2 separate regions of the Homo sapiens genome follow, and region 2 is linked to region 1. Evidence: chromatin loops called from intact Hi-C (ENCODE). Cell type or tissue: heart right ventricle. All regions are shown on one strand. Each heading gives the region's core, and the rest is flanking DNA. Links, peaks and the distances in the headings are about the cores only. Region 1 overlaps CLINT1 (clathrin interactor 1). Region 2 has its middle 57 kb from the start of CLINT1.

The links. A loop is a pair of places that touch in the nucleus more often than their neighbours do. Peaks named below come from ENCODE experiments on the same cell type or tissue, not always from the same donor. Only the 100,000 strongest peaks of a DNase experiment are listed, where the experiment ranks them.
Region 2: it touches region 1 in a loop (7-fold over the local background); 37 of 110 quality-filtered maps call a loop at or near these places.

What each region holds. Positions count from the first base shown.
Region 1 is chr5:157,817,006-157,826,461 of GRCh38, reverse strand. CLINT1 (clathrin interactor 1) reads left to right here. Exons shown (of 12, transcript NM_014666.4): 2 at 8,915-9,019. Among named protein-coding and RNA genes, the nearest start is that of CLINT1, 37 kb to the left of the region's middle. In heart right ventricle, for the core only: CTCF peaks have their summits at 5,427 and 5,630; no DNase peak of the experiment used is centred there; H3K27ac peaks cover 3,060 bases.
Region 2 is chr5:157,911,752-157,921,207 of GRCh38, reverse strand. No RefSeq gene overlaps it. Among named protein-coding and RNA genes, the nearest start is that of CLINT1, 57 kb to the right of the region's middle. RefSeq lists silencers at 1,399-1,541, 3,054-3,163. In heart right ventricle, for the core only: CTCF peaks have their summits at 3,071 (motif pointing right) and 5,375; DNase peaks (open chromatin) are centred at 3,097 and 5,357; H3K4me3 peaks cover 632 bases; H3K27ac peaks cover 3,659 bases.

The DNA of each region.
Region 1 (9,456 bases), core at 688-8,687:
TGATAATTCATGGACAGAAAATAAATACTTTACATATATTTAGAGAGGAACACATCAACTTTGGCAATAGCTTGGATTGATGACACAGTCAAATCTATGTAGAATCAGTAAATTTATGAAGTGTTCTGCTATGCAAAAGTTTACCTGAGAAATAAGACTTTGGTGACGATATGTATTCATTATCCGGTGGTGAGGATAAGCACAGGATCTTTAATTTATGGATAAATGTGGGAGATTGTTAACAGTCTGTACAGACATTTCCATTTTCATAATTTTGAAGATACACACAAGGGTCTTTAATCTTCCGAGAATGTTAGGAGTTCTTACAGCTTTTTGAATTTTCCTACTTGCAGAGTATTGTTTGGTGTTTCACTTGCTCCCCCTTCCTCCTCTCCCTTCTTCCTCAAACTGAAAAACACTTACATATAAAACAGTTCCATAATATTTATCTATTTTATCTATAAGTAGTACAAATACAGTGTAAAAATTTGAATTAAGGTTACAAGAATATTCAGCCATATCAATCAGCAATGTTCAGTAGTATTAAAACACCAAGAGTGATTACAATTCTGTGGTTCATTTCTCTGCCTTCATGATAATACTGGATTCAACGATTATTGAAATTGAAGGCCAGCATTAGTCAGAATGAAACAAAGAATTTGGAAGTAGAATTGATGTGAGAGTAGCATTGGTTTAAAAAAAGAATACAGTCCTTAATTTTCTGACAACTTAATTATAATTTTAAAAATAGTTATACCAGTTTCTATGGTCTTACATCATGTCAGGAGGAAAAAATTGGAAGTGGTGTTTTTGAACATTAAGACAGCATTTTCTGTAATTTTAATCTCATACGAACAGGCAGCTAGAGTTTGGACTTAGGCAGTTTGCCATGTTTTAAAGGTATTTTAGGTTCTCAGTTATAGTAACTAACTTGATCTTTGAGTATCCAGAATTATTTTAAATAGATTTAAAAAGTATTATGGGGCTCCCCTCCTCCTTCAAAGCCTGGTAGTAAGCTGCTTTTTACTCATTTGATCGTAATTTTTTTTTGACTGAGAAAGCTAAAAGATAGGGTATAATATTTTTGTGCAAATTCCTGATGGTTATTTTTAAAAGCAAAGTTTTGTGTTTCAGCATTTAGAAATTTAGAGTTCCCTCTTGAAAAGTAAAGAGGAAAACAGAAGATGCATAATCCAGCATAGTCATTTGTGTACATAGTTGAAGCCATAAATAATATGCATCCCATATACATATGATATCATTGGATTGAATAGGTTATATGTTTTAAGTATTAATAACTAGGTTACTCTTTTCCGAAATCTTGTTATTGCAGAATGGGTAAGAGAGCTTCAGATTTTAGATGTCTCTGATTTCAGTTTTTCCCTAATCAAACTGGTATTTTCTTTACTTTTAAAAGTACATGTTTAAGAGGAGAGACATCAGTTTCCTCCCTTTCAGTTAGATGATTTGTATTTAATATTTACTAAAACCAAAGAAAATGTAATTTCCATGACTGAGAATATATCTTTTTAAATATTTATTTGGCATATAGCTCTTCTGTAGCATAATTTGTGATGCTACATTTGATGTCATCTTAGACCAGATTATATTCTATGATTTTAGTACAGTGTGACATAATAGAAAATGGGCTTTGGAATTAAAAGACCTAATAGTTTTTAAATATGCCATTTACTAGTTGTGGGATTTGGAGTGAGTTTCTTTAGAGGAAGTGTCCAGGATTGTGATATTTGTTTCTTCTGTACTTTTCCAAACTTTATTTTATTGGAATTCTTGCAATATGGAGGGAGTACTATGGTTTATTATTGCTTTAACAGCATGGCTATTTTATAACATGTTTACTATAGCAAAATTATCTCTTCTACTGCGCTATGTTGTCGCTTGTGTTAAGACTTTTTCATTGCATTGTATTTCATTTTCATTTGCAGATCAGTGAGAGACTTTTTTTTCTGATGGGTGGTGAATATCCCACCATGTGGACGAATGAGTTTTTCCACCTCCCCACATCATTTCTATAGAGCCTCAGATATTTCGTTAACAATGAAAGTAATCTACCTGTTGAATTTAGGAATAGTAGGCTTCTTGGCCGTTGACAGTACATTTGATACTGTTCACAGGACTGTAATGAAATATAACTTGATATTAAAATACGAGTATTGAACCTATAAAATGTTCAACTTGCAAACAAGGGTAATGTGGTGGAGGCTATCCCCTGATAAAAAATGAATATCACAAGGTTCATTATCTAGCTTCTAGAGTTATTCTTAAAACTATTTATCTAATGTTATGGATGGAAACATAAAAAGAAAGACCAAATGTTTCTGGTTTAAGACTTTTGTTACCTGAGGAAACTGTCTTCTGCAGCAGTGGTCTCTAACCTTTTTGGCACCAGGGATCAGTTTTGTGGAAGACAATTTTTGCACAGACCAGGGGTTGGGGAGGATAGTTTCCGGATGAAACTGTTCCATCTCAGACCATCAGGCATTAGATTCTCATAAGGAGTACACAGCCTAGGTCCCTCACATGCACAGTTCACAACAGGGTTCACGCTCCTAAGGCCACCACTGATCTGACAGGAGGCAGAGCTCAGGCAGTGACGCTCGCTCGCCACTGCTCATGTCCTGCCATGCAGCCCCATTCCCAACAGGCCGGTCCGCAACTCCGGGGGTTGGGTACCCCTATTCTACAATGTTAATTTTATGGGTGTTTTATGTTAAAAAAATTATTAAGAAGATTTATACTTAATAAGAGCATTTAATTTATAAAAGTATCTTTTCTGAAACCTTTGTGGCATTGAGGATAAAAGGTGACTTTTAAATACAGATTTTGATGTCAAGAATTATTCATCCCTAACAGTTTTAAAAAATCATATTAATTCCAAAATTGGGTACTTAAATTGTTCTCTGTGGTTTTGCATACATAGCACTTGGTGTACATATTTTAGTCTGTATGTATATATTTTAGTTACTGTTTGCTGCACTTATTAACCTGATAAAACAAGATATTGGAAGTACAGATAATATTCATGTGGTCTACCATGATGTTTACTTGCCTATAAATAGTTAAAATGTAGCTAATGATGATACAGTACTTATATTTTTAATGGCCTTTAGTAGTTTAACCTTGGTTACAATATAATACTTTGAAAAAATTTGGAAAATACAGGAGAGTATTAATATAAAGAAAAACATTATTTAAAACTGTTGCTTGGAACTAAGTTATGTTTATTTCTGTCTCCAGATGTTTCTGTCTTTTAAATTATCTTAGTATGGGTGTGTGTATGCATGCGTACGTCAGAACACATTTAGAGGTCTCAAATAAAAGATTGCCTGATCTCAGGATGAGTGAAATCTTGACAATAAGCTTAAAACAAAGAGAAACCATATAAAAAATATAGATTCATTTGACTTCAGTTTTTTTTTAAAGGAATAAAATTTAAAAGGCAAACTGGGAAAAATACTTCTCAATCTGTTTCACTTTACTCCTTATTCCTTTGTTAGCAGTTAGTACCACATTATACCTATACTTTACCTTTTCTCTTGGTGTATAGTTTTGTTTTAGCAAAGCATATTCTTGAACTTTTAAGAGGAAAAAATACCAACAAGGACTGCTCAAGTTTTTTCTTGTTAATTATTTTACTGATGATTCTTAATGTAGATAAGAAGTATTGACTGCCTGTAAGTAAAAGCCTCATTTTAGCTTTTAATCAATTCTACCTCTAAAAACTGGACTGAAACTTACCAAGTAAAATAATTTGATATTATCTGAATGTCAAGTAGTCAAATAAGCAGAAAATGGAGAATAAAGAGGAGGGCTACGATGAACACTAATAATTTACAAACTGAATAGTTGACCCTTGACTAACTGAATACTGGCTGTGTTTACATAGCTCTAGAAGCATGTGTTAGTCCATTTTCATGCTGCTGATAAAGGCATACCCAAGACTGGGAAGAAAAAGAGGTTTAATTGGACACAGTTCCACATGGCTGGGGAGGCCCCAGAATCATGGCGGGAGGTGAAAGGCACTTTTTACATGGCAGCAGCAAGGGAAAATGAGGAAGAGGCAAAAGCAGAAACCCCTGATAAGACCATGAGATCTTGGGAGGGATAGCATTACATATGCCTCATGTAAATGACGAGTTAACGGTTGCAGCATACAAACATGGCACATGTATACACCTGCACGTTGTGCACATGTACCCTAGAACTTAAAGTATAAAAAAAAAAAAAAGACCATCAAATCTTGTGAGACTTACTCACTACCACTAGAACAGTATGAGGGAAACCGCCCTCATGATTCAAATTATCTCCCAACAGGTCCCTCCCACAACACGTGGGAATTATGAGAGTACAATTCAAGATGAGATTTGGGTGGGGACACAGCCAAACCATATCAAAGCATGTGTGCAAAACTTGAGGATGGTAACTTCTCGCAGTTGGCACTAAAGATCTAGTGAGTCAGTGTTGCTGAGTTGTGCAGAGTGAAGTTGCTGGAGTGTTCTGAGAAGCAAATGTGAAAATGAGTAAAAGCACTTTGGAAACAACAAACAGTTTCATAAACAATAATGATTGTGTCTATGGATTTTATTCTTGTATTCTTCATTCTTTGGTGATTCCTTCCATCTTTCATTCCCTCTCTTAACTTTCTTTTTGGCCTAATATTAGAGTCCGTTAAGATTTGGTATTGTTAGCCAGTTATACTGCTGAACTACCCAGTAGTTGTAACTGTTACATTTAAACAGTGTGATCCTAGTAATTACCTATCTTTATCAGGACAGAGAAACCTACTCTTCAAGTCACTCATTTTCAAGACTCTTGTTTTAAGCAAAGAGAAAGTTAATATGTTGAGTAAGCCTAGATAGAACACATGTGAGAAGGGCTCATTTTGTACTTTCTGGTGACTATTAGATTGTTCTGAAAATTACAGATACTATTTAAACTAGTGAAGAAATGTAAAAATTACAGCAACATTTTTTTTCCTGGTTTATGTTCTCTTGTGAAACAGCAGCATTTCTTAAAGTTATTTTTCTTCTTTTACTTTCCCTCCATTATTACATCTCATGTCTGTTTATGTTTGCAGAAATTAAATACAGATAAAAATCTGGAAATAAAAGGTAGTTATTGATGGTGACAGCAGAAATGTTAAAAATCATTAGATATTTTGTGGGTCAAGTTTTCTTTTGGTATTACTGTCAGACTGGTTTAAAATAATATACAGAAAATTTTTTTGGTGTTATCAAAGTATTCTTGGTTACCTTTAAGTGTTATAATGATAATTACATGAAAGGAAATGTAAGTAGAAAAGCCTGTATCCAAAGACTTTGAGCCTTCAACAGAAGGTCATAATAATGGTTGCCGGTACTTTAAAAAAAACAACAACTAAGTGTAAAGAGATAATTTTTTAAAATTTCAAGTTAGGAATCTCAATTTAGGATTGGTGAAAGTCCGTAAGTCACTTGTTTGACTGTAGTGTTAGTTTAAATGGTATGAAATTTATTGGGGAGGGGCGGTGTCTTTTTCTGTAATTTTGTTTGCAGATCAAATTCTAGACCTTTGTCTGGATTGTTGTGTGTGTGTTTAAGAAACCGTTGAGAGTGCCCCCTCTAGCGTCTGTGATATATTCTTAAAACATTTGTGTCAGAAGTTTTCAGAATTAAACTAGCCATTTTTTTCCTTTCAAATCTGGACATAATTTTTATTTTTATTTTTAACACGGAGGGATTGTTTTCTTTTTTAAAAAAGGTCACTGGAATTATGGGTAGGGCATAGATTGAGGGCAGTAGAAAACATGAGAAAGGAAGGATTAAAATGCCATTTCTACCTTTTTAGAAATAGTTATTTTTAAATGACCTGGAATAAGGCCAAACCATACAGTGTTGTTTTTAGTTTACATTTGTTTCTGAATTAGTTGAAGCTTAAAATACTTTGTCTTGGAATTCTTTATGCCATCAAATCTCATCTTGAGGGGGTTCTTTGCAGTTTCTGAAAGCAACAGCTTCATTGGAAAATAGCTTTTTTTGGGGGAGGGGAGTGGGAGACAGGGTCTTGTTCTCTGTAGCCTCAACCTCCTGGGCTTATGCAGTCCTCCCACCTCAGCGTCCTGAGAAGCTGGGACCACAGGTACACGCTACCACGCCCAGCAAATTTTTGTATTTTTTGTAGTGATGGAGTTTTGCCATGTTGGCCAGGCTGGTATCGAACTTCTAGGCTCAAGCAATCCACCTGCCTCATCCTCCCAAAGTGCTGGGGATTACAGATAGGAGCCACTGCACCTGGCCTGGAAAATAACTTCTAATAGATCTGGTTTCTTTGTGTAAGCGTTCTGTTATTTTTTTGTTTTATGTTTGCCATATCCTCCTGTGGATATACTTAATAACTATATTGTAAGTATGTTCTGATGGCTCCCATTGTTTTTCAACCAAAGAAATGAGGAGATTCTTAGATTATTGGCTCTCTGCCACCTCTCCCTCTAAACACAGCACTCACACAGGCCTTCAGCTAAGAATCTTGTGAAGGGTTACGGAAACAGAACCTTTCTTATTTGACCCATGGGCCTTTGTCGCTTGAACAAGGAAAGCAGTGTTCTGAAATCTACAGCATTTATGAAGGCTCTGGTAAAAATATTTCATGTACATGGACTGGAGATTAACTTCTTTCATCTTGTTCTCCAACAAATTAAACAATGCAAAGAGATTTCAAGTGCATTCTTGGTAATGAAATGCTTGGGTGAATTATAATCCTAATTGCTATTGTTCATTTTCACAGCTGCATTTTGACACTTTTAACTGCCTAAGCCACGCATTCTTCAGCCACCAGGATAAACAAAAGCATTCTGAAATTCATCATTTTGTGGCATCTTAAATTGTGAATCTGTTATTGGCTGCCTTAGTTTTATTTTGGTTCCATGGTTGATAAAATTAGGAGGAAAATTGTTCTTCTACATTTATACATAAAACTGTTGCAATAGAAGCATTACTGGATTTTAACGAAAATGTATTCCTTAGTGGTCTTAACATTTTTAAGGGGGGGTGGGCAGTGGAGATTGTGGATTTATTTTAGTCCTGGGGAAGGAATTTATATTTATTTTGTCACATTAATTGATATCTTAGGAGGCAGCTTTCTCCAAGATTTGAAAGAAAATAATAGGATTTTGCTTTTCTTCCATAGTAGAACAGTGTTCTGAATTTAAATCTGAAAGCCAGATTGATTCAGTTTTTTGGCAAGTCACACTTAAATGCATAATTGTTCCTTTAAAATTTGACCCAAACCTGTTTGTTGGTTTGTTCTTTAAACATGAAGAAATTGAAGTGTTTGTAATAAATTTGAAATTTATATTTAAGAGATTTGAGTGCCAATTTCAACCAAACCTTCCTTATTTTAAAAATAGAAGTTTTTGATGACTGAAAAACCATATAGCAAAAGTGGGGTATATGCATGTAATAGTTAACCAAATTCTGATTTTTCACTATTTCTAAGACTTAATGCTAAGTGGAAGAATTGAATTACCATATTCACAGACACCTGTTATAACAATTATTTGGTAATAATTGGAGCTTTCGATGTCAAATGAATACTACTATAGGATGTCACATTTTTGCAGTCTTTATTCTCAAAATGTCTTTGAATTCTTAAATTCATATAAGCATGAGAAATTCCATTTTAACCAAATATTTTGCCATCTCATGTCTTAATCTGATTTTTTCCGAAGTGAATTCTTTCATATAAAAATATTACATAATGTTTTGAAATACTCCTAATAGATGGTTATTTTATATATATTTCCTTTTGTTTTTTGGAGACAGGGTCTTGCTGTATTGCCCAGGCTGGGGTACAGTTGGGCGGTCATGGCTCCCTGAAGCCTTGACCTACTGGAATCAAACAATCTTCCCACCTCAGCCTCCCTAGTAGCTGGGACTACAGGTGCATGCCAACATGTCTGGCTAATTTTTAATTTTTTTTTTTTTTTTTTTTTTTTTAGAGACCAGGTCTCACTGTGTTGCCCAGGCTGGTGTTGGTTATTATATTTGATAGTAATAATAGCTAACATATATTGAGTACTTTCTATATGTCAGACACTGTGCTAAATAAACACCATTTGCTGTGCTAGCCTTTGAGGTAGTATTCTTATTTATTGGTTGAGGAAACTGAGATTAAGATAATTAAAATAATTTTGTCAAAGGTCACATAGTAAGTGATTGGAATCAGATCTTTCTGACTCCTGAGGCCCACGTTCTTGATCATTGCTGAAGACCTAAGGGAAAGTTAAGTGTCCATCGTACAATCTCCTGATGGAATATTATGCAGCCAGTAAAAGTGAGGGTTACAGTGAATATATGACATAGAAGTGCATATGATAGAGTAAATGAAAAAAGACTCAAGGATCACAGTTCAGTGTTTATAGTGGTTCTAAACATCTGTAGATATCTTTGATTTATTCTTTTAAAAATGTGATATAGATACTGTTCAGCTGTTACATAATTTTGCCTAATTTATAGAATTTCTATAAGCAGGAAACATAAGCCTGCATTGCATGTAAACCAGATCTGGTCAAGAAACTGACAACTTAGTTTTATAATAGACTCCAGCATGTTCAGTTTTTGTTTTTGTTTTTTTTAATTTGACCTTCAGCCATTTTTTACTGGACTTAATGCCAGCTCTAATGTAATCTCTCATCTGTATTCTTGAAGGCTAATGGTATAGTAAAATCTGCTTAAAGATAACTTAAGTGTGTTACATAGTGTCCTTGGGGTAGCTTGTGCACAAAAGATGTTTTCTCTCCCATCCTGTAGAGGTAGCTCATTAGGACACCCAGTAGTGTCATTATTAAGTTTTCATGTGTTTCTCAGTTTTGATGCTAATCTTTGTGCATGTGTGCGTGCATTTTTTTCCTCTACAGCACCAATGTTGTTATGAATTATTCAGAGATCGAGTCTAAGGTTCGAGAGGCAACGAACGATGATCCTTGGGGACCTTCTGGGCAACTCATGGGAGAGATTGCCAAGTAAGTGATAATTTGACTCAGCAGTGCAGAAAAAAATCAAAGCATCTTAACACAGAAATATGAAATTTGCTTTCAGATTTAAACTATTTGGCTGCCAAAATATAAATTTTGCATAATCATTCAGATAGTAATGTAGAGAGTTTCAGATACTAATGTGGAAAGTTTTATGCAATCCATTCCCCTTAAAAATTTGGCTCAAAAAAGAAACTCACAGTGTATCTTTTTTAATGAAGTTTTGAGATACACTGTAGCTCACCATGTAAAATTTTGACAAATGCATATAAAATAACTTGAAGTGAAAGTTACAAAAAAATTTTTCTGTGAACATCTGGGCCATTGTACCAGTGAATGAAGAGCTTGCAAAGTATATTAATTAATTTAATTAATTATTAATTGCAAAGTATTGATTAATTAGTGGGGCTTACATATGTGCCAGG
Region 2 (9,456 bases), core at 751-8,750, 95 kb before region 1:
AGGCTGAGACAGGAGGCAGAGGTTGCAGTGAGCTGAGACCACACCATTGCACTCCAACCTGGGTGTCAGACTCCATCTCAAAACAAGGAAAAAAAAAACTAAACAAATGTATTTTCCAGTTTTTTACAAGTCTGACATCGATGGCTCCATCTGGACCTGCCAACCACTCCTGTGGCCCCACCCAGAAGCAACTCAGCACACAGGAGGACAATTTTCCACACCCCAATGATTGAATCCCCAACCAATCAGCAGCAAGCCCCAGTTGTCTATCCACCTCCACCCCTTTCCCCAAACCATCTTTGAAAAACCTCTAACCTGGCAGAGAGTGGTGCCTCACACCTGTAATCCCAGCATTTTGGGAGGCCGAGGCGGGTGGATCACCTGAGGTAAGGAGTTGAAGACCAGCCTGGCCAACATGCTGAAACCCCGTCTCTACTAAAAATACAAAAATTAGCCGGGCATGATGTCCAGTGCTTGTAATACCAGCTAGTCGGGTGGCTGAGGCGGGAGAATCACTTGAACCTGGGAGGCGGAGTTTGCAGTGAGACGAGATTGCGCCACTGCACTCCAGCCTGGGCAACTGAGCAAAACTCCGTCTCAAAAAAAAAAAAAAAGAAAAAAGAAAAGGAAAACCCCTAACTTCCAAACATTGGAGGAGATTGATTAGAATAATAATAAAACCTTGGTCTCCTGTTCAGCCAGCTCTGCATGAATTAAACTCTTTGTCCATTGCAATTTCCCTGCTTTGATAAATCAGCTCCATCTGGGCAGCAGGCAAGAAGAACCCATTGAGCTGTTACATCATCATTGCAGCTTACATTACATTGTGGGTAGCTACTCTGTGGTCCAAACTTAATGCAAAGGGGCTGGAAAAACATAATCCAGCTGTGTGCTGAAAGTGGATTGGTGAAAAGAAAATGGATTGGCAAGCACCTGGTCTCTCCCACAGCAAATGACATTAACTTTGGCAGCTAGTCAGTTTCACATTTGGTTTTTCTCTTCATTGGCACAATATATAATGCAGACATGGCTGGATTGAGCAAGATTGATGTTCGCAGGAGCCAGATAAATCATCTTCCTCTAGATTGGCAGATATTTGGCAGTTTGCTGTCACTTCTTATTTCCTGACCGTAGCAGTTACAGCTAATTAATCGTGACACTCCTTCCCTATAACTGCAGTCACAGTCACATAATCCTTCTCAGTATGGAGCTGTGGACAGTCAGAACCAATGGATCAAAGTCAGCATACAATACAAACCTACTGGCATCTCGATTCTCTTTATCCCTTACATTTTATAGGTGAGGAAACTGAAACCTAAGGAAGTAGAATAATTTGATCATTGACAAAGTTATAGTGAGTTCCTATAAGGGAGGAGACCACCCCTCATATCATCTTATGCCCAATTTCTGCCTCCAAAGAAAGAAGAAGTAAAAACTAAAAGGCAGAAATGAAATCCACAGGCAGACAGCCCGGTGCCGCACCCTGGGCCTGGTAGTTAAAGATCGACCCCTGATCTAATCAGTTATGTTATCTATAGATTACAGACATTGTATAGAAATGCACTGTGAAAATCCCTATCCTGTTTTGTTCTGATCTAATTACCGGTGCATGCAGCCCGCAGTCACGTACCCACTGCTTGCTCAATCAATCATGACCCTCTCACACGCACCCCCTTAGAGTTGTGAGCCTTTAAAAGGGACAGGAATTGCTCACTTGGGGGGCTCAGCTCTTGAGACAGGAGTCTTGCCGATGCCCCCGGCTGAATAAACCCCTTCCTTCTTTAACTCGGTGTCTGAGGAGTTTTGTCTGCGGCTTGTCCTGCTACACCTACTATACACTAGACACTCTGCTACGCTCAGGCAATGTTACTTTAAACAAGACACACCCTTTCCTTCAGGAAGTTAAGGGAGAAAAGGAAGTCAGGTTGTTAGAGTAGGCAGTCAGGCAGATATGAGCAGGGCAGGAGAGCGCCCAGCCCATCAACCACCACCATCAGATGATGGTGAGGCAGTTGTTAAACTGTTTCTCTAACGTAGTAATTAGCTGCAGCTGGTGGCAGGGAAAAGCAGTCTCGCAATACATAGAAAACACCTGAAGCTGGTGATCAGCCACTTCCCCTGATAAGATCTCAGGAGTTGGGCGAGTGGGCTCAAATATGTGCACTAAGAGGCAAAAGGGTGGAGTTTAACTGGTATATGACCTTCCTCTGGGAACACTCAACTAGTTAGGAAGAATGCCTCAAGTGAGGCAGTGCACAACTTCAGTAAACACGCTGAGCATGTGGCCCCTCCCAAGTGCTGGCAGGCCACTGTGTATGCAGACAGCCTACCCCCGGGGAAGAATCAGAGAAGAGACACGAGAACCCAGAAGCATGCCAGTATATAAAACCCCAAGTCAAAAGTCAAACCATGGACTTGAATCTCTTAAGTCGCTCGCTTGGCCCTCTTCCACATGTACTTCACTTTCTTTTGTTCCTGCTCTAAAATTTTTTAATAAGCTTTCACTCCTGCTCTAAAACTTCCCTCGGTTTCTCCCTCTGCCTTGTGCCCTTCGGTCAAATTTTATCTTCTGAGGTATGGATTTGCTGCTGCTGACAAGATGAGTGGACAGGAAATTACAATACAGCATAACAAGTGGAAAGAAGAGACGAAGGCAAGATGCTATGAGAGAACATTGAAAACACCTTTGTGAAAATTGTAACGGTGAGAATATTATGACAGTCACAGAGATCTGACCTAACTGACTCCATCTTGCCTCTAATCTCCAAGCTATCCTTGTTCATTCCTGGGCATAGGCCAAACTAACTTTGGGAGGAACTTAGTTCATAGTGTAACTCTGAAACAAAGATAACACCCCTTTTCTGAAACAAACCCCCTTCTTGCCTGGGGACCAGACTGCCTTTGTAGGACTAACAAATTAGCCACAAGATTAGAAATTATGGTTTAGGAATTATGCAGCCACAGGCCACAACATTCCAAACCTCCCTAATTGCTCCCAGGGATAACAGCACTATTGTAAAACCTAAGATCAGTGCTCTAGGTACTTTTCAGACCCTGCATTTTGATGCAGCAGAGGGCGCCACCCAGACCAGTAAACCGACTCATCTGGTCTTGTGGCCTCTACTCAAAAACTGACTCAGCACAAGAGGACAGCCTTGACTTCCTATGATTTTTGTCTCCCACCCAACCAATCAGCACTCCCCACTCCCTGGCTCCCTACCCACAAAATTATCCTTTAAAATCCTCAGTCTCTGAATTGTCAGGGAGACTGATTTGAGTAATAATAAAACTCTGGTCTCCCATTCAACCGGCTCTGTGTGAATTAAAGTCTTTCTATATTGCAATTCCTGTCTTGATAAATTGTCTGTATCTGGCCAGTGGCAAATTAACCTGTTGGGTGGCTGCATGACAGTGGTAAATAAAAAGAATTATTTTGATCCTGATAAGGAACACTTTATTCAAAAGACTACTGTAATGGGGTTTTGTAGTAGGGGAGGGAGATTGGGCACAACTCCAAATACAACAACAACAACAAAAAAATGGGGATTTTGGCCAAGAAGCAGGGCAGAGGCATGAATGGATGGGAAATCACTAGGAGGGTAGGATAATTCTTGCTAAATTAGCCTAACAGGATTCTTGCTAAAGGCAGGCCAGGGTGATCAGATATCAAGGGTGAGGATTCTCTGTAAACTTACTGTCTTAGTTGATTTTGTGTTGCTATAACAGAATACCACAGACTGGGTAAGTTATAAAGAAAAGAAATAGCTGGGTGCAGTGGCTCACACTTGTAATCCCAGCACTTTGGGAGGTTGAGGCAGGAGGATTGCTTGAGCCTAAGGGTTCAAGACTAGCCCGGGCAACATAGTGAGACCTTGTCTCTACTAAAAATAAAAAATTAGCCAGGCATTGTGGCACACACCTGTGGTCCCAGCTACTCAGGGAGCTGAGGTGGGAGGATTGCTTGAGACCAGGAGGTCAAGGCTGCAGTGAGCCATGATTATCTCACTGCGCTCCAGCCTAGGTGACAGAGCAAGACTCTGTCTCAAAAAAATTTAAAAAAAGGAAAGAAAAGAAATATTTCTTACAGTACTGGAGGCTGGGAAGTCCAAGGTCAAGGGGCCCGCATCTGGAAAGGGCCTTCTTGCTGCATCATCCCATGGCAGAAGGTGAAAAGGCAAGAGAAGAGGCTGCGGTCACTTTTTTTTCTTTTTTTTTTTTTTGGAGACGGATGTCTCGCTCTGTCACCCAGGCTGGAGTGCAGTGGCGCGATCTCGGCTCACTGCAACCTCCTCCTTCCAGGTTCAAGAAATTAACCTGCTTCAGCCTCCCGAGTAACTGAGACTACAGGCACACGCTGCCATGCCCGGCTAATTTTTTTTTTTTTTTTTTTTTTTTTTTTGTATTTTAGTAGAGACGGGATTTCACCATGTTGCCCAGGTGGGTCTTGAACTCCTGAGCTCAGGCAATCCACCCACCTCAGCCTCCCAAAGTGCTAGGATTATAGGCGTGAGCCACTGCACCCAGCCTGAGCTCACTTTTTAAATAAATTCATTCTCATGATAACAAAAGCACTCCTGTGATAACAGCATTAATCCATTCATGAGGGTGGAGCCCTCATGAACAAATCGCCTCTTATTAGGCCCCATCTCCCAACACTGCTGCATTGGGGATTAAGTTTCCAACACATGAACTTTTGGGGACACATTCAAACCACTGCGCTAACTTAACAAGATTCTTGCTAAAACTGAGTGATGTGAGTCCAGCAAGGATGGACACTGAAGCTCAAGGCCTACAGGATTTAGAGGAGCCTCACTAGAGTTAGGTCCAGAAGGGATCTTTTGCCAGCAGTGACAGCTAACCTAGTCATGATGAGAGAGAAGCAAAACTTGCTGGAAGAAGACACATCTATGCCAAATCATGAAACATGAATACACTTTAGCCAAGCAGAGTGTAAAATTGGAAGATAAGAGCATCTCAGCCAGAGGAACCCACCTGTTCAAAGGCCAAAAGGTAAAAATGAGGATGGTACACACAGAAAACGGCAAAAGATGTAGCCTGGCTAGAGCCCACAGTGTACAGAAATGGAATTAAGGGTGTACCAATTAGCTATTGCTATATAACAAACCATGGCAAAACTCAGTGGCTTGAAATAATAACAGCATTATTGTTGCTCATGAGTCTATGGGTCAGTTGAGCAGTTCTTGTTTCAGTTAGGCTCATTCATGTATTGGCAGTCAGCTGAGAGCTGGGCAGGCGGCTCTCTTTTGCATGCCTAGGCATCCGCTAGCTGTAGACTGGTCTAGGATAGCCTTGGCTGTGACGACTGGGCTGTCTTCCAAATCAGCTCCCATTCTCCAGCAGCCTGGCCTGTCCACACGGTGGTGGCAGGGTTCCAAGAGAGAGCAGAAGTACTCCAGACCTCTTGAGACCTAGGCCCAGAATTGACACAGGACCACTTCCAGTGTATTTAAAAAGCCAAAGCAAGTCACATAGCCAGACTAGAGTCAAGGGGCAGGGAAATAGACTCCACCCCTTGATGAGAGAAGCTGCACAACATTTTTGCAAATCATGTGAACACAAGGAGGGAGAATTTGGTCTTTTTTTTTTTTTTTTTTGGCCTCCAAATCAACCTACTGTAGAGAGAGAGGATTGGCAAGATGTCAACCAAGAGAGACGGACAGGCCCAAATCATGAAAAGTCTTGTGTGCCAACCTCAGGAGTTGGAGAGGAAATGGGGAGCCATGGAAGAGTGACATGATCGGATATGAACTCTAGACAGGCATTGCTTTAACCCAAAAGGTAGCTGACCAGCTTGAACAACATAGTAAGATACCATCTCAACAAAAAATACAAATTAAAAAAAATAGCCAGATGTGGTGGTGTGTACCAGTAATCCCAGCTACTCAGGATGCCAAAGCAAGGTAGGAGGATTGCTTGAGCCCAGGAGTTTGAGGTTGTAGCAAGCTAGATAGTAACACTGCACTTAAGTTTGGGTGACAGAACAAGACCTTGTCTCTAAAATAAAAAATAAAGACAGTTGATAAAGACCTGGATAATGGTAGGAGAGATGGAATTCAGTCATTAGATTCAAGAGAACCACGGACGTACTACCTGCTGCGGGGGTGAAGGGGGAAACATCTAAGGTTGCATAGCTGGTGAGTAGCAGAGGGAGAGTAAAGCAAAGCTTAGCCAGGCGTGGTGGCACACGCCTGTAATCCCAGCTACTCGGGAGGCTGAGGCAGGAGAATCGCTTGAACTCGGGAGGTGGAGGTTGCAGTGAGCCAAGATTGTGCCAATGCACTGCAGCCTGGGCAACAAGAGCGAAACTCTGTCTCTAAAATAAAATAAAATAAAAAAATAAAGCAAAGTCTTCTACATCCCAATCTGATATCACTGCCATTCCTCTTCTGGGTGCAGTATTTTAAGTTCAGGGATTTTTCCATCCCTCTCCTATCAGTTGCAGTGTTCCCTTGGCCATTTTCTGAATCTATCACCCGGAAACAGACACACCAAAGCCATTCTAAGACACAAACCTCATGGAGACATAAAGTCCAGTTTATCCCAGCTAACAGTCAGAGACTTAACGCCTTTAGAGATAAGGAAATAACAATAAACACTAATAACTAGCATGTCTACCTGGTGTGGCTTGGAGAATCATTAACCTTTGTTAGATAAACAAATCTTGGCTGTTACCCACCTAGGTCTATGCTTCTCAGGGTTGTTTATGTGAGAAGCAGCTCAGTTGCAAATCAACACCTGTCATTAGGAGCATCCATTCTTTTGACTCTCAATTTGGGTCTCGTATTTGAAGCCAATTTGTTCACCCTGCCCACAGCATCTTAATCCTTTGGCACCTCCTCCCAGCCAGCCGGCTGTGTGCCTCAGTTCAATTTCAGCTGCTCTATTGAATGACTTCTCCAGAATTCTTCGCAGTGAATCGCATGTATGCCGAATAAATATTGCCTGTATTCTATCTGATCATTGCAAACATACCTTCCAAATCAGATTAAATCCACCTAATTGATTTTACACATCATGATGACAAACAAAAACTACTTCTGTTTATAGTAGAAATTTGCACCTCCACCTTAATTGCACAGCACTTTTCTGTAAAGTGGCTCAAGACACTTTGTGAATGTTATTTCATTTAATATTACACCTTTGGCGCTAGGCACAAGCCAGATTTCATTACTCTTTTTTATTCAGGTCCAGTGTGTTAACTGATTTGCAAAGCTAGCCTCAATAATTCCACCCAGCCCTAGTATATACACAGGCAGAATCTGTTTCCCCACTTTGTGAATCTGGCTTGGCCTCATCACCTGCTTGAAGCAATAGAATATGGCATAAGTGACGTTGGGCAACTCAATAGGCCTTGTAGCTTCTGGTGTGGCTCCTCTGGAGCTCCTGCTGTGTTAATTAATGAGAGCCTGCCAGACATCAATAGCAGCCTGTCAAGCCCGCCTTCTGGAGGATTAAGTAAGAGTGTGCATGCTAAGCCCCTGGCACATAGTAGGTGTTAGTTTCTTGCCTCACTTTCTATAGCAATCATTTTTATCTAGAGAAGGCTGGAACTAAATTAATAACTTTTGTATATTTTTTTAAAGAGTAAGAGAATAGTTTTTTCCTTTTCTTTGCTCAGAAATGTATTTAGAACCTGGTGTGACGATGGCCAGTTGAAGTGTGTCAAATATGATTACCATCTGAAGGACAGCAGCAGGGTTCTTCAAAAACCCTCTGCCCCTTACTGGGAGAAAGGGTTCACTTTGTAATACATTCGCAAGCAATGAGAACAGAGAGTACTTTGAGTTCTGAATACTAAGTATAGTTCAAAAATCCAACTCATTGGAAAGGAGAAAGGAAAATCACAGGTTTTACAACAAAGTCACTTTTCAGGTTCTCAGAATCACTTGAAAAGACCTATTTTACTGTTTGCCTGCCAAACTCGAGTTTTTTGTCCTATGGCTGCTAACTACATAGGTCTCCATGGGTCACCAGGGCCTCAGACGCAGAAGGACTGCGTTGCCTTAGCAGGAAAAACCAGTCAAGCTGGTGGAGGGCAGTGCAGCAGGTGGCAACTTGCTCCCTCCTTGGAGGTTTTTGAGGCTTACAAGGAGAAACGGGTGTGATAGGTGGATGGGGTCATGCAAAGGGTGCGGTGACATTCTCTTGTGAAGACCAGGTGTGTGACAGTAGCAGCAGCAGAGTTGATAACAGCCAAAAATCTGGATAGCCATTACTAGAAAAAGATATAGTGCCTACTGAAACATCCGGACCACCATCAGGAAATGCAATCATCCAGGCTCGGCAGCCTTTCAAAGGCACCCATCCGAGACTCTCTTTTGTGTCCTTCCATTCTCTGGGACCCTGCCAGTACATAGGGTACTCTCGGTACTAGAGACTGCGTGTACACAGAGAAGGAAGTGAGAAAGCCAGTAACACCCACAATCAGGTGTTTCAGCTAGGGCAGTGGGGTGGGGAAGGTTACTCCTATGCCAGTTTTCTTTGGCATATGACTAGGAGCTTGCTAATACTTGCATTATAATTTATAAATTGAAGTCTATATGAAAGTTACTTTAATGAGTAGGTGACTCAGGACTTCAGGTTTGAGCAAGGTCATATGCTTTTATTTATTTATTTATTTATTTGAGACAGAGTTTCACTCTTGTCTCCCAGGCTGGAGTGCAGTGGCACCATCTCGGCTCACTGCAACCTCCGCCTCCCAGGTTCAAGCGATTCTCCTGTCTCTGCCTCCCGAGTAGCTGGGATTATAGGCACAAGCCACCATGCTCAGGTAATTTTTGTATTTTTTAGTAGAGACGGGGTTTCACCATGTTGGCCAGGCTGGTCTTGAACTCCTGACCTCAGGTGATCCACCCGCCTCGGCCTCCCAAAGTGCTGGGATTACAGGCATGAGCCACCACACCCGGCTCTTTTTTTTTTTTTTTTTTTTTTTGAGATGGAGTTTCGCTCTTGTTGCCCAGGCTGGAGTGCAATGGCAGGATCTCGGCTCACCACAAACCTCTGCCTCCCAGGTTCGAGCGATTCTCTTGCCTCAGCCTCCCGAATAGCTGCGATTGCAGGCTCCCACCACCACGCCCAGCTAATTTTTGTATTTTTAGTAGAGACGGGGTTTCACCCTCTTGGCCAGGCTGGTCACAAACTCCTGACCTCAAGTGATCCGCCCACTTTGGCCTCCCAAAGTGCTGGGATTACAGGTGTGAGCCACCATGCCCAGCCCATGTTTTTATTTTTCTAAATCCACCTTAGAGCCCCACACACTGAGGTCAGTGAGAATTGCCACCATGTCTGTGGCTTCCTCTCTGAGCATGGGTGCTGATACAGTCCAGGAGAAATGGAAGCGAGAGTTCTAGTCATCAGTCCCTCACTGTCATTACTATCACTATCACCACTGCTCCTTCTTCTTCTTCCTTTTTTTTTTTTTGAGATGGAGTTTTG